2 separate regions of the Homo sapiens genome follow, and region 2 is linked to region 1. The links are chromatin loops, found by intact Hi-C in ENCODE. Cell type or tissue: HCT116. All regions are shown on one strand. Links, peaks and the distances in the headings refer to the core of each region. The heading gives the core; the rest is flanking DNA.

Region 1 (7,490 bases), core at 1,774-4,273:
AGGCCCACGTTACATAGCCGGACAGAAGCAGAGCTGGGATTTTCCCTGTTGTTGTTGTTGCCTGTTGCTAGACACGGCCTTGCTCTGTCACCCAGGCTGGAATACAGTGGTGTGATCTTGGCTCACTGCAACTCATGCGACCCTCCCCGCTCAGCTTTCTGTGTAGCTGGGACTACAGGTACCCACCACCACACCCAGCTAATTTTTGTGTTTTTTGTAGAGATGAGGTTTCACCATGTTCTTGGGCTCAAGCCATTCACCCACCTCAGCTTTCCAAAGCACTGGGCTTACAGGCATAAGCCACCACTCCTAGCCTAGAGCTGGGATTTTAATCCATGCCTTCTGAAGGCAAATACTTATTCTTTTCATCACATCTGTTTGGTATATCAGCAGAAATCATTAAGACAAATGGGACTCACCACTGAAAAAAGGTACAAATATAACACATAAGAAAGTGTGGTATAAATAACAGATCCAAATTTAAAATATATATATTTAGAAAACCTTTATATCAACCAGCTTTCTAGATATTACTGAATATACTATGCTTGTGGATTTAAAATGTATCTAGGAAATACAAGCCCACGTCCTCACAGGTGCCTCCTAGGAAAAACCGGCAGGTTTGTGTTTGTTTTGTTTTTAATGATCTAAAAGAATTCAGCAGATAAATGTTTCCCCATATACCTGAAAAACCCACTCATCCTCTTAAGGCAGGTCACAAAACTGAAGAATTTTTAAACAAAGCAGAAATTTTAATCCAAATCTTTCTCCTATTCTGTTGGTGATAAACCGACTAAAAACAAAAGAACAAAACCACTGTTCTTTAAAGTTTAAACTTTCATCTGCACTCATTCTTTTTTTTTTTTTTTTAGACAGAGTCTCGCTCTGTCACCCAGGCTGGAGTGCAGTGGCGTGATCTCGGCTCACTGCAACCTCCACCTCTCAGGTTCAAGCGATTCTCGTAACTCAGCCTCCCGAGTAGCTGGATTACAGGCGCTCACCACTACGCCAAGCTAATTTTTTGTATTTTTAATAGAAAAGGGGTTTCTATTAAAAATGTTGACCAGGCTGGTCTCGAACTCCTGACCTTGTGATTCACCCACCTCGGCCTCCCAAAGTGCTGGGATTACAGGCAAGAGCCGCCGCGCCCAGCCTGCACTCATTCTTTAGAAGAATAATGCCCAAGACCACAGCCTGCAATGTGCACACAGTCACCTGGGCATCTTGTGAAAATGCGGATTCTGATTCTACGGGACTGAGGTGGGGCCTGAGACCCTGCATTTTAAACCAACCCCACACTCTGAGTAGCAAAGCCCTAAAATACTTTTGTTTGTTTAGGTTGACATATATTGTCAAATGCCGGCTTCTCTCAAACACCAGTGAAAGAACCTTTTCATAAGGCAAAGTTGAGTTTATTGCTCACCGCCATAGGGAGATGGCTACTGTGAACTGCTGGTCCCCAACCTTTTTTGGCACCAGGGACAGCTTCCATGGGACAATTTTTCTCCGGATGGGGTGGTCAGGTGGGGATAGTTTGGGGATGAAACTGTTCCACTTCAGATCATCAGACATTAGATTCTCATAAGGAGCACACAACCTAGATCCCTCACATGCACAGTTCACAATAGGGTTCGCACTGCTATGAGAATCTAAAGCTGCTGCTGATCTGACAGGAGGCGGAGTTCAGTCAGTAATGCTCACTTGCCTGCTTCCCACCTCCCGCTATGCAGCCTGGTTCCTAACAGGATACCTTTAGGTAAAGTTATTGCAGGGGTAGGAGACCCCTGCGGTAAACCAAAAATAGAATTTGAAGGCCCCTGGCAACGATCTGAATGGACTAACTCTTTGGCCAGGGCATGTAAAATTTAACCTGAAAGACTGGCTCAGGCCGTGACGGGAAGTGAGGGTTGGACATGCCTCATTAACATTAACACAGACCTTAAGTCTGATAAGAAATACTTACAATCTATTTTTCTTTAAAGCCTGCTACCTGGAGGCTTCATCTTCATGATAAAACCGTGGTCTCTACAACCCCTCCTGGTAACCCAGACATTCCTTTCGTAACTCTTTCAACCAATTCCCAATCAGAATATGTTTAAACCTACCTATGACCCGGAAGCTCCTCTTCTCTCCTCACCCTTCGAATTGTCCCACCCTTCCAGACCGAACCATGTAAATCTTCCGCATATTGATTGATGTCTCATTCTCCTAAAATTTATAAAAGCAAGCTGTACCCCAACCACCTTGGACACATGCTGTCAGGACCTCCTGAGGCACGTCCTTAACCTTGGCAAAAAAAAAAACTTTCTAAGTTGACTGAGACCTGTCTCAGATATTTTGGGTTCACACTATCTAGATTCTTAGTAGTGTCTCAAAGCCAGGTGCCAAAGTTGGGATATTTATAACATTGAAGGTGGGTCTTTCAAGGTGGGGGCATGAGGTTGATCAGAATTTGGTAAAGATCGTGATGTGGTAATTAAGGATCAGTAAATGCCATGGATTTTGAAGAGTCCTGAGGAGTAAAAGGTTGTTCAGCGCTATCAGCGGGAAAGTTGAACAGTCTGGTTTTCTCAAGGGTTGTTTTCTGGGGAATTTCCTGAAACAAAAAACAGTTACTTGCAATTTTTATCTTTCTGGACGAGAGTTTCCTGGAATAGCTGACTTTTGTTGAAGACAGTGAATAGTACAGTCATTGACAGTAAGCTGTCTGGGTGTCCATGCTTTCCGGTTTTAATACAAATCTGCACTCACATAAAATAGTGATTGCGCATCCGTTGTGACGTGGCGCTTTGGTGTCAGACAGCACCACCTGCTGGCTCATGAGGGTTAAAAACGTTTAGAACTGCAAAAGTTACTTTTAACAGCAGGGCTCTGCTGCCACCTATCGGTTTATTTTTAAACTTTTCAAATGTTTTTCTTTTATTTAATACAGGTCTACTATACTAAGCACCAATCATTCAAAAAAAAACAGGTGCTATAAGTAGAAATGTAGCGCAATATTGTGGAGGCGGACATGAAGGCAGGTGAGGTCCTGGTGAGGTGGTAGAAAGATGATTAAGGACAGGATACAGTGTACAGCCCAAAGGACAGAGTTGTCTATCTACTACGGATGACCAGTGTGGGGGCAGTTAGGGAAGCTTTACAGAGGTAAGGAACCCTAAGGTGTCTCTTGAATAAGAATTGACAAGTAGATATGAGAAGGAGGAGTTAGGAATTCCAGGCAGAAATACAGGCAATGTGAAGATATTGTGCTAGCTGGGTGATTTAGCGTGGCTGAACCACGAGGTGTAGCAACAGGTCCCAAGAGAGACATAGGAGGCCAGATCATGGAAGGCTTCATATGCCTGACTAAGGAGGTTATCCTGGAGGCAATGACTGGGGAATCACTGATGAGTATTAAGCAGGGAAAATACAGGATTAAATCAGTTTACAAACACCACTTCAGCAGAAGCATAGAGAATAGATTGGAAGAAAGTGAAATCGAAATTTGGTACATCAGTTTGGAGTCTTTTTTGTTACAAGTCATATAAACCTATTCTGCTCACTTAAATAAAAAGAGAAATTTATTGGAGATGTATCAAAAATGCGCCAAGTTATCAAGATGCTGGAAGATCAGACTAGGAAATGGGCAGGAGCATAGCTAGTTTGGAGTACGCACAGCAGCCGTCTCATGAATCTGACAGGCTTCTGCTGCAATAGGTCATCGCTGCCACCACTGCCCTGAATTAGTCCTAATCACCCCAGTGGGATCCCAGCTTGGCAGCTTTAGGCCATTTGCCCTTGCCTTGGTAGCCAGGTAGCAGAGTAAGGAATAATGAGCTGCTATGACTTCATAAAATGAGCATTAGTTAGGGTATCTGTCTGGCCACAGTAACAAAGACCAAAATTAACAATGACGCAAACCGAAGTGTATTTCTTCCTCCTACGAAGGCCCAAGTTGGTTTGGCAGCTCTTTGTGAAGCTATTGCTGGCCCAGCCTGCCTCTGCCTTTTCACTCTGCAATACTTCACGGGTTCCGTTGCACAGCCCAAGATGGCTCCTCCGATTCCCACCATCACTTTTCCATTCCAGCTAGCAGGAGCAAGGGGGAAAAATAAGATGGCATGTTCCTTTCTTTTAAGAGCACAACCTGGATGTGGCATATCTCTCTTCTAGTCACATGCCATTGTCCAGAACTTCATGACATAGCCACACCTAGCTACAAGAAAAACTAACAAAGTCAGGATCCTGTGTGGCCATGTGGGCAATTAAAATCCTACTACTAGGAAGAAGGGAAATGGGTATTGGAGGAACAACTAGAGGATCCCCAAAATAGGAAGTAAGAGGCTAGATTCTGGAATGGTCAAAAAATAAAAGATAAACGTCCAGTACAGGTGGTAGACTCTGTGTAAGAGATCAGAGGGATCAGAAATAAGGCAGGGAACAGGAGGATGGGAGCAAATGTTTTGAAATAATATGAAGAACTTAGATTCTTCAGGATTTGGAGCCTGATTTTATATAGGTGATAAGAGAAAAGGAGAGAAAGTTGAATCTCAATTTTCTGACCTTGGTGACGGAATAGATCTTTGTGCCATCCCCAAATAAGAAATATAATGGGAAGCATACATGTTTCAGAAAGGTCTACCTACCATTCCACTGGAGATGCCCAGTAGGTGGCCAAATATATCGTTTTTGACACAAGACAGATGGATTTGGTAATTGTCAGCATACTGGTGGTAGCTGAAGGTGTGGAAGATGATTACTTCACCAGGGAAGAACATGAAGCTTGAGACTAAAACAGGACTGAGGATGGAGGATTAAATTAATTTGTGAGCATACAATCAGAGTTAACCAAACCTGTTAACCAACCCCAGAGCTACAAGGAAAGCTATCAGAGCATAGTGCCAGTGATAACAGCTAGGTGAGCCACCTTCCAGTGTATCCCTGCCTTTTAACTCATCTTTTGTAAGCTAAAACATTGAAAAAGATACTCACCAGAAAGAAATACAAAATTTTCTTTAGATGCTGCCTAGAATGAGTACCTCAGCAGTGGAAATTATCACTGACATGATACAATTCAAGGAGTCAAAAAGGAGGCTGCTTTGGGCCATTCCTTCCCCACTGAAGTGACAAACCATTATTAACAGGAAATTTCTTTGTGTTAAGCATCTTTCACTGGAGGCTCATTCCCACAGAGGACTAACCCATTAAACTTCAAATATCTTGGGTAGTTTTTTTTCCAAATCATTTTTCTATCTGAAAGGAGAGGAAGAGGGAGCTCTGAAGAAGGGTTGAAGGCTACAAATAAAGGCTATCCTGTAGAATTTACTGCTTTACAATCTCTGGTTTATTACAGCTACTTCCATCTAGTAGTACTCTCTGTAGAACCTGAAAAACATAGATACAGTGGTCATTACAACAAAGTAGAACAATTTTGCTTCATAAATGTTTAGTCAATAATAGATGGGATCCTCATGCCCTTCACCATCAAGAAGTTTGCTCAACAGGTCAGTCTTTTTCTGTGAAAATAAAATAAACTGTTTTTATTTTTTAATCCCAGTATCCATCCTTAGATCGTCTCATTTTTTTCTCCTTGTTTTTCTTTTTTCAGCATGTAAAGTTACAGCTTGACCTTAGTGAAGCACTATGGACAGACATGAATAATTTTTAATAATATGAAGAATAATTACTGGGACAGTCAAAGTACCTGCTAATTATTTTTCATATGGCTAAAAATTATTCAGAATATTACTGGGACAGTCAAGTTACCTGCTAAAGTTCTGGGAGAATACAGAACTTCTGTGCTCTCTTCCCCTTTATTCATCACTTTTGAGTTATAATTTATATACAGTAACATTTATGTTTTTTAAGCCAGTCAAATTCAGCAGTGGGAGGACAGTAACTTTATCTTTTTGAAGTGTACACCTTGATGAATTTTGACAATTGTATATAGTCATTTACGCACCATCACCATCAACATATAGGAAATGTTTCACACCCCAAAGGGTTCCCCTGTCTTTAATCCCCACCTCTGACTCCCAACTCCTGTCTCCTGTTCTCTGATTTCTATGTTTACAGTTTTACTTTTTTCAGAATATTACACGAGTGAAGTCATATACTATGTAGTCTTTCATGTCTGATTTCTTTCATTTAATGAAATGCTCTTGAGATTTATCCATGCTGGCATGGGGATCTACAGTCTGTTCCTTTTGTTGTTGAGTAATATGCCACCATGTGGGTATGCCAAAATTTGTTTTTCCTTTCATCAGGTGATGGACATTTGGGTTGTTCCCAGTTTGTGGCTCTTATGGATGAATCAACTATAAACATTTACATACAGGCCTTAGTGTAGACATATATTTTCATTCCTCTTGGGAGTGGAACTGATGGGTCGTATGGGCACTTTATATTTAACTTTTTAGGTAACTAACAAACCGTTTTCCAAAACGGTGCTACTATTTTGAATTCTTACCAGAAATCCATGAGAGATCCATTTCCTTCACCTTCTCACCATCACTTGGTATTGTCTGTCTTTTTAACTTTAGTCATTCTCATGAGTGTTTTATGGTATCTCACTGTGGATTTAAGTTTCATTTCCTCAGTGAATAATAATGTTGAGTATTTTTTCATGCACTTATACACCACCCTTATTTAGGTGTCTGTTCAAATCTTTTCACCACTTTTTTTCTGAATTATTTGTCTTATTATTAAGTAGTAAGAGTGCTTTATATATTCTGGATACTAGCCCTTTGTTAGCAAGTGTCATAAACATTTTCTCCCAGTCTGTGGCTTATCTTCTCATTTTAAAAAATTTATTTTATTTGCTTACTTACTATTTTAGAGATGTATGCTGCCCAGGCTAGAGTGCAGTGACTACTCAGAGGCATGCAATCATTGTACACTACAATCATCAAACTCCTGGGCTCAAGCAATCCTTCCACCTCAGCATCTCAAGTAGCTGGGACTACTACAGGGGCATGCCACTGCACCCAGCTTTTATTTTCTTAATAGTGTTGTTCAAAAAACAAGTTTTTTAGATAAGCAGAAAGTGCGTGTGGAAAAAATAGAAGTTTTAAATTTTGGTGAAGTCCAATTTCTCATTTTTTTGTGGTTCATGCTTTTTGTATCCTATTTAGTGAATTAAAGAAGATATTAAATTCTGTGTTTTTAAATAAAATAAAGCTATAGTAATCAAGTTAATATAATATTGACATAAAGAGAGACATATAGATCAATGCAACAGAATAGAGAGTCAGTCCATTTGATCTTTGTTGTTACTGGGTTCATAATCCCAAAAGATACAACTCAAAATGCCACAATCTCAAATCCCGAAAGGTCAAATTCCTAAAATAAATCATAAAAAATTCTTTAAAAGACATTCATTTACATGTTTTAAAGAGGATTTATTTGAGAAACATAAAAACACAACAGACCATAGGCCACTTTACACAATAAAATGGACAATAATAACATACATATTTTCATAAACATAAACACTCAGGTATGCTAAA
Region 2 (7,490 bases), core at 2,866-5,365, 620 kb before region 1:
AAAAATGCTCAACATCACTCATCATCAGGGAAATGCAAATTAAAAACACAATATCATCCTTCTCCAGTTAGAATGGGTATTATTAAAAAGAAAAAAAAAACAGATGCTGGTGAGGATTCAAGGAAAAACTCTTACATACCGTTGGTGGGAATGTAAATTAGTACAGTCACTATGGAAACAATATGGAGATTTCTCAAAATAACTAAAAATGGAATGACCATATGATCCAGCAATTTCACTTCTGGCTATTTATCCAAAGAAACAGAAATGAGGACATCAAAGGGATACCTATATTCAAATGTTGACTGCAGCACTATTCACCATAGCAAAGATATGGAATCAACCTAAGTGTCCGTCAGTGGACAAATGGATTAAAAAAAAACAGTGGTATATATACACAATGTAATACTATTCAGCCATAAAAAAAGAATAAAATCATGTAATTTGTAGCAACATGGATGGAACTGGAGGGCATTATGTTAAGGGAAATAAGCCAGGCACAGAAAAACAAACAGTGCATGTTCTCACTTATGTTGATCACACAGAGGTAGAGAATAGAATAATGGCTACAAGAGATGGACCAGTGTTTGTGAGGCAGGAGGACAAGTATGAAGAGAGGTTCATTAATGGGTTCAAACATACAGTTAGAAGGAATAAATTCAAATATTTGATAACAGATTAGGGTGACTATGTTTAACAATATTTCAAAATAGCTAGAAGAAAGGACTTGAACAGTTCCCCAAACATAGAAATGATAAATACTCAAGATGACAGATACCCTAACTTGATCATTATACATTCTATATGCTTATAACAAAATATCATGTGTCCCATAAATATGTACAAACATTATGTATCAATTTTTAAAAATCAGGATTGATAGCTTTACTGCTGAATTCTACCAGACATTTAAAGAGGAATTGATACTAATTATCCTGAAACAATTCCAGATATTGCAGAGGAAGTAATACTTCCAAACGCATTTTACAAAGCCAGCATTACCCTGATTCCAAAACCAAAGATACAACAAATAAAAAAGCCACAAGCCAACATCCCTGATGAATATCAATGCAAAAATTCAACAAGATTTTAGCAAAGTGAACGCAGCAGCACATGAAAACGATCATTCACTATGATCAAGTGGGTTTTATTCAACATATACAAATCAATAAATGTGATGCACCCTATTAACAAAATGAAGGACAAAGGCCATATGATCATCTCTATAGACACAGAGAAAGTATTTTATAAAATTCAATATCCCTGCATAAGAAAAGCTCACAAGAAATTAGACACACAAGATATGTACCTCAACACAAAAAGGCCATATATGACAAACCCACAAGTAACATCATGCAGAATAAGGAAAGGTGAAAGATTTCCTCTAAGATTAGGATAAAGATAAGGATGTTCACTTTCATCACTCCTATTCAACATAGTATTAAAAGTATTAGCTAGATATACTAGGCAAGAGATAGAAACTAAACAAATTGAAATTGAATAGAAGGAAGTCAATTGTTCATCTTTTCGGATGACATGATCTTATTTATAGAAAACTCTAAAGACTTCAACAAAAAACTGTTAGAATAAATCTGGTAAAGTTGCAGAATAGAAAATCAATGTACAAAAATTAGTAGCATTTCTGTATGCTAATGGTGAACTATATGAAAAATAATTCAGAAAACAATTTCATTTACAATAACCAAAAAAGAATAAAATACTTAGGAATAAACTTAACCAAGGAGATAAAAGATCTCTAATACTGCAAACTATGAAACATTGATAAAAGAAATTGAAAAAGATGCAAATAAATGAAAAGATACTCTATGTTTATGGATTGGAACAATTAATATTGTGGAAGTGGCCATACTAATCAAAATGATCTTCAGATTTAATGCAATCCCAAACAAAATACCAATCAGCATACTTCACAGAAATAAAAAAAGCACACACATATTTTCCGTCTTTGAGTAATGTATGCTCTGAAAGGGGAAAAAGGCATTGAGATACAAAAGCACATTATAAGATAGAAAGCTCTATGTGCCATTTCCTGTCATTTACCTTGATATTAGATCCAGGAAACTCTCTCTATTTTTAGGCCAAATTATTAGCAAACTTAATTGCCCTTCGCCATGTAATTTAACATAAAACACAGGTTCTGGGAATTAAGATGTAAACATCTTTGTGAGGCCTATATTTTCCTCCTGCAGAGAGAACAGGTAATCTTACATCTCTCAAATTTGTTTCAGTTGTGTATGGAGACAGCTATCCCTGATTTGGTAATGTTTAAACTAGACTTTTGCAAAAGGATATGTATGAGTTTATATAAAATTTGATAGTATTGCATGTATTTATACTGTGCAATATGTATATGCAATAGTTTAAGTGACAAAACTAAGTGGTACAAATTTACCTTGAGGTTGGCTGCATTTGTAAGTTGGGGCAGTCACTTCTTTGGAGTGTTGTGCAGACTTGGGAATGAGAAGCTGTAGATTTCATTCTAACTCTGCCACTTACAGCAGGACAACCACTTGCAAAGCCCAGCTTTCTCTATTAAAATAAGACCCTAAATCTTCCCAACACCAATAATGAAGATGACATTCTCAGATCAGGAAAATGAAGGGTTCTTCAGAAGGATCATCACTGTGTCAGGGGCAGCAACTGGAGATCTGAACAAAATAGCTACCTGGGCATCCAATCCCTCTACTGTGAAATGCATGATTCTCCAGACCTTTTCCAACACGCATAGAGCTTTCTGATCGTTTTAGTGCCTACTCTTAAGTATGAATTGAATCAAAGGTTGACCAGACAATTGAAGAAATTCTCCATCAAATGAGACTCAAAGAATCAGAACAAAGTGTAATTCTGAAGGAAAAGAGGTAAGATAAACAGCAGAAGAAACGTTTACAAGACTATAATTAATATATTCTGATATAACCATAAAACATAAAAGGATGCTATCAAATAGAAGATTGACCAGAGAACACAAAAGAATATGAGCAATTGTAAATTAAATTGATAAGTTCAATAAAATGTAAAGTTAAGGAAATCCCCTATGAGGTAGGGCAAAAAGGCAAAGATATGGTCCATAATGTGAAGACAATTAAAAAATTCACCCAACATGAATTTTAGAAAAAGAAAACAGAGTATATATTGGGAAAGACATTATCAATTAAATACTGCCATACATTACCCAGAACTTATGGATAATTCTCTCCATAATGAAAAAAGCCATTGATTATCTAAAAGACCAGATTTAACATTTTCAGGCCCCAGTGCAGGAAGACAAATGGAGGCTCACATACTCTATCTCTGAATAACCATACATTATAAAGTAAAATCGACCCTAGGTTCAGGTTAGGTTTCCATCCAAGTCCTGAAGCCTGTCCCTTGGAGACTGCCCTTCTAACCTGGCCTAGAGACAGAAGAATCATGTGTTTCCCTGCACCAACACTGACTGATCCTGCAAGCTGAGAGGTGGGAAAATACGGAGTGGCAGGGCTGTCTGCTGGAGCAGTGGGCAGGAGCTGAGATGAGGCCCAGCACTGACCTGGCCAAGAGACAGAAGAATCATGTGTTTCCCTGCACCAACCCTGACTGATCCTGCAAGCTGAGAGGTGGGAAAGTATGGAGAGCCTCTAATGAGTTTTCAGTTCAGCAAATCTAGTTACCAGTCCCCAGATTTCTGTTTGATTTTTCAAAATTATTTCAATCTCTGTTAAAATTCTCTGATAAATCAATAAATTGCTTTCCTATGCTATCTTGCAGATATCTGATTTCCTTAAAATTGTTATTTTGAATTCTTGATCAGAGAGCTAACCAACTGTCATGTCATTGGGGTCAGTAACTAGTTTGGTACCTTTGTCCTTTTGGGAAGGCCATGGCTCTTTGCTTGCTGTTGTTTCCTGTGGGTATACTTCTATGTCTTTCCATAGAAGGGTTATTAATTAATTCCAGTTTTTCAGGTCTGGGTTGTGTTTGTTGTTATTGAGTCTATTTGCTTGGCAAATCCTCACTGCTGGGCTGTTGCCTCCCTTTTGACTCTAGGTGGTGTCTCAACCTCACTTTTACCTTGTCTTTAGTAAACGGTTGGAGTATTAACTGTCCGAAATGGGAAATGTCCCAAAGGAATTACCCTGGAAGTATGAGAAACTTGGCTAGGGGTTATGGTCTGGTGACCTAAGGAATGTACCTCCTAAAGCATGGTGCTATTGAACATCTACCCTGATTTGGCTTCTCCTTTGGCCAAGTTATGAACAGTGTCCAGAACTGGAGATGATCTTCCCTCCTCCCTATTTTGTCTCTTGCTCTCTTCAGGAATATTCCTCCCTGAGGACAGAGAATATTCATCTTCCCTAAGGGAGTCATAATGCATCTCATGGGCTAAGGAAGAACAAGTTTCTTGCCAGGGAATCCAAGGTGGTAAATAATCTGTTTGAGAACATCAATTTCACTTTATTCACTCTAAAATCCATGAATTGGGGGAGATTCTCTGCATGTGTGGTGCCAGGAAGAATAGGAAGGAGGGACATCATGGAGGTGGAAGTCCCATCTCCTACTGTCTTCTTGATGATTTTCCACTTCTCTTTGGCCCTGAGAACCATCTCATTTTCATACTTGAGCTATGTATTTTTCCTGACATAGATCTCAAAGCTCTATATTTGTTTTTGGTATTCTGTTTGTTGGGGTAGTAAGTCAGCTTGCCTCTACAGCAACACTTTGGAACTAGTGGGTAGCTATTTTGTTGAGACAACCATATGCTATCTCTGAAACCACACTGACCCTTCAGAAAATTCCTCCCTCTTCCTGACCTGCAAGAATAATAATCACTGCCGACACTTTGGAGCTGGTCTGGGTTCATCCCATTCCATCCAGCACTGCTGGCACCCATGTACTTCTCTGATGGGTCTGAGGACAAACCTACACAGCCTGTGCCAAGACCATTGCCAGTACGTACCTGCATGTGACACCTTGGATTCTTAGGACTGGCCTACATAGGCCATTGCCATCACCATTACCACCAGCACATTCAACCTGGAAGCCTGAGGGTTGTCTTGCTACTGCTATTGCTATCACCCATGCCAGGCACATTGCACAAAGTCTCAAGAACCACTCACTCACCAGGCCCACCACTGCAACTTCCAGCACCACAGGAAACTCCCTGGAGGTACAATAATTTACCCAACTGAAACTGTGGATATTGGTGTCAATGTTTGTTGTCTGGAGGCTCAAAGACCGGCATGCTCATTCCACTGCTGCCACTAACATGTGTTGCAGACTGGCCCATCTAGTACCCCTGTTCCCATCAAAACCTCACAAAAACTTTTACTAACAACCTCAGTCTTAGCAACTGAGGAAATCACAGACCACTGATCCCGACTAGAGACAAAGAAACCATACAGATATTATGCTAGTGTATACACCCAGAATCAAAGCTAAAGTGCTGTATGCAACCAACACTACAGATATATCTATAGAAAAAATAGTGTTCCCCTATGAAAGCCAATCAAGAAGAGGCTGTTACTCCAGACGTGCATATACTAATATAGGGACTCAATAAACATGAAGATGCTAGAAAACATGACACCCCTACAGGACCACAATTATTCTTCAGCAGGAGATTGCAACAAAAATAAAATCTATGAACTTCTAAAAAATTCATAAATATGATATCATAGAAGCTTAGTTAAATATAATAGAGCAAAGATAATCAATACAAAAATCTGAAAAAAATCAGAATATGAATAAGAAATTCACCAGATACCTAGATGTCATGAGAAAGACCAAACAGATATCTTGGTAGTAAAGAATTCAATGAATAAAGTAAAAAAAAAAAAATATTTTCAAAAGCTTCAACGATAGACTAGGTAAGGCAGAAGAAAAAAATTCACCACTTGAGGACTAGATTTCTGAAATAAACCAGATAGAAAATATAATAAATCATCTAAATAAAGCCAGTATTCAATATAACATACCATGTAGTTACCAAAGGTTTGATTCTGAGTATTCCAGAATACTCAAGAAGAAGAGATGGGCAGAGGCATGACAAAAATTTTAAACTAAGCACATGTACCCTAAAACTTAAAGTATAATAATAATAAAATAAAATAAAAAAAGAAAAAAAAATAATAGCTGAAAATTTGTCAAGTCAAGTCTAGCAAGAGATTTAGACATTCAAATAGAGGACCTCAATGATACTCAAATTGACACAACCCCAGAAGTCCTTCTCCAAGGCATACAGTGGTCAAACTGTCAAAAGCCAAAAGTCGTTAATTCTAAAAACAGTAAGATAAAAGCATCGAGTCATGATAATGGAACCCTCATCAGATTAACAGTGATTTTCACTGTATAAACTGTGAAAGAGAGATAAAATCATATATTTAAAGTGTTCAAAGAAAAAAAATCTGCCAGCCAAGAGCACTATCTTCAGCACAGGCGAACTTCAAAATGAAGTAACAATAAAGTTTTTCCCTGAAAAGCAAAAACAGAGAATTCATCACCACAATGACTGCCCCACAAGATATGCTTAAGGGAATTCTGCTCCTGAAAGCAAAAGTACAATATCTACCGTCATGAAAACACAAAAAATTTAAAATACTCCCTAGTACAGCAGACAAATGAAGACTTGAAATGATTTAAATTTTACTATTATAGAAAAATACTAAACCACAATAATAAAAAGTGAGAGAAAAAGAAACAAAGTATATGTAAAACAAACAAAAACAAATAACAAAATGAAGTAATTTCTCACATATGAATAATAATCTTGATTGAAAATTGATTAAATTCTCCACTTGAAAGACATAGACTGGCTGAGTGAATTTTTAAAAAATATCCTAACTATATGCTGCTTACAAGAAACTGACTTCACCTAATAAGACACATATAGACTGAAAATGAAGGGATAGAAGAAAATATCCCATGTAAACAGAAACAAAAACAAGTCGAAATAGGTATATTAACATCAGATAAAATAGACTCTATGTCAAAAACAGTAATGAGAGAAAAAGAAGGTTATTATTTAAGAATAGAAAGATCAATTTAGCATGAGGATATAACAAAACTAAATATATTCCCCCAACACTAGAGTATACCTAGATACATAAAGCTATCATTATGACATCTAAAAGGATAAATAGATTCCAATACAATAGTAGTGTAAACTTTAACACCTGACTCTCAGCATTAAACAGATTATTTAGACAGAAAATCTACAAAGAAATATTGGACTTAATCTTAAGAATAAGGGGACCCAATATACATTATAGACATTTTTATTTAACAGTGGCAAAACATACCATTTTTCTTATTAGCCTGTGGAAGATTTTCTAATACAGACCGTATGTTAGGCCACAAAACAAGTCTCAGTACATTTTGAAAAAGCAGTATACTTTATTTTCATATACCACAATGGATAAAACTAAAAATCAATATTAAGAGGAACTTTGGAAATTGTAAGAATACATGGAAATTAAACAACATGCTCCTGA

The links. Hi-C counts contacts between places; a loop is a spot of excess contacts. Peaks named below come from ENCODE experiments on the same cell type or tissue, not always from the same donor. Only the 100,000 strongest peaks of a DNase experiment are listed, where the experiment ranks them.
Region 2: a loop joins it to region 1, with 2.5 times the contacts of the local background. A loop is called at or near these places in 4 of 110 quality-filtered maps.

Annotation. Positions count from the first base shown.
Region 1 is chr12:11,483,944-11,491,433 of GRCh38, forward strand. LOC440084 (a long non-coding RNA gene) reads right to left here and starts at 2,735. Exons shown (of 5, transcript NR_148969.1): 1 at 2,621-2,735; 2 at 2,106-2,208. In HCT116, for the core only: a CTCF peak has its summit at 2,827 (motif pointing left); a DNase peak (open chromatin) is centred at 2,818.
Region 2 is chr12:10,863,519-10,871,008 of GRCh38, forward strand. The region is part of intron 7 of PRH1-PRR4 (PRH1-PRR4 readthrough); the gene reads right to left. Among named protein-coding and RNA genes, the nearest start is that of PRH1, 17 kb to the right of the region's middle. In HCT116, for the core only: CTCF peaks have their summits at 4,021 and 4,224; no DNase peak of the experiment used is centred there.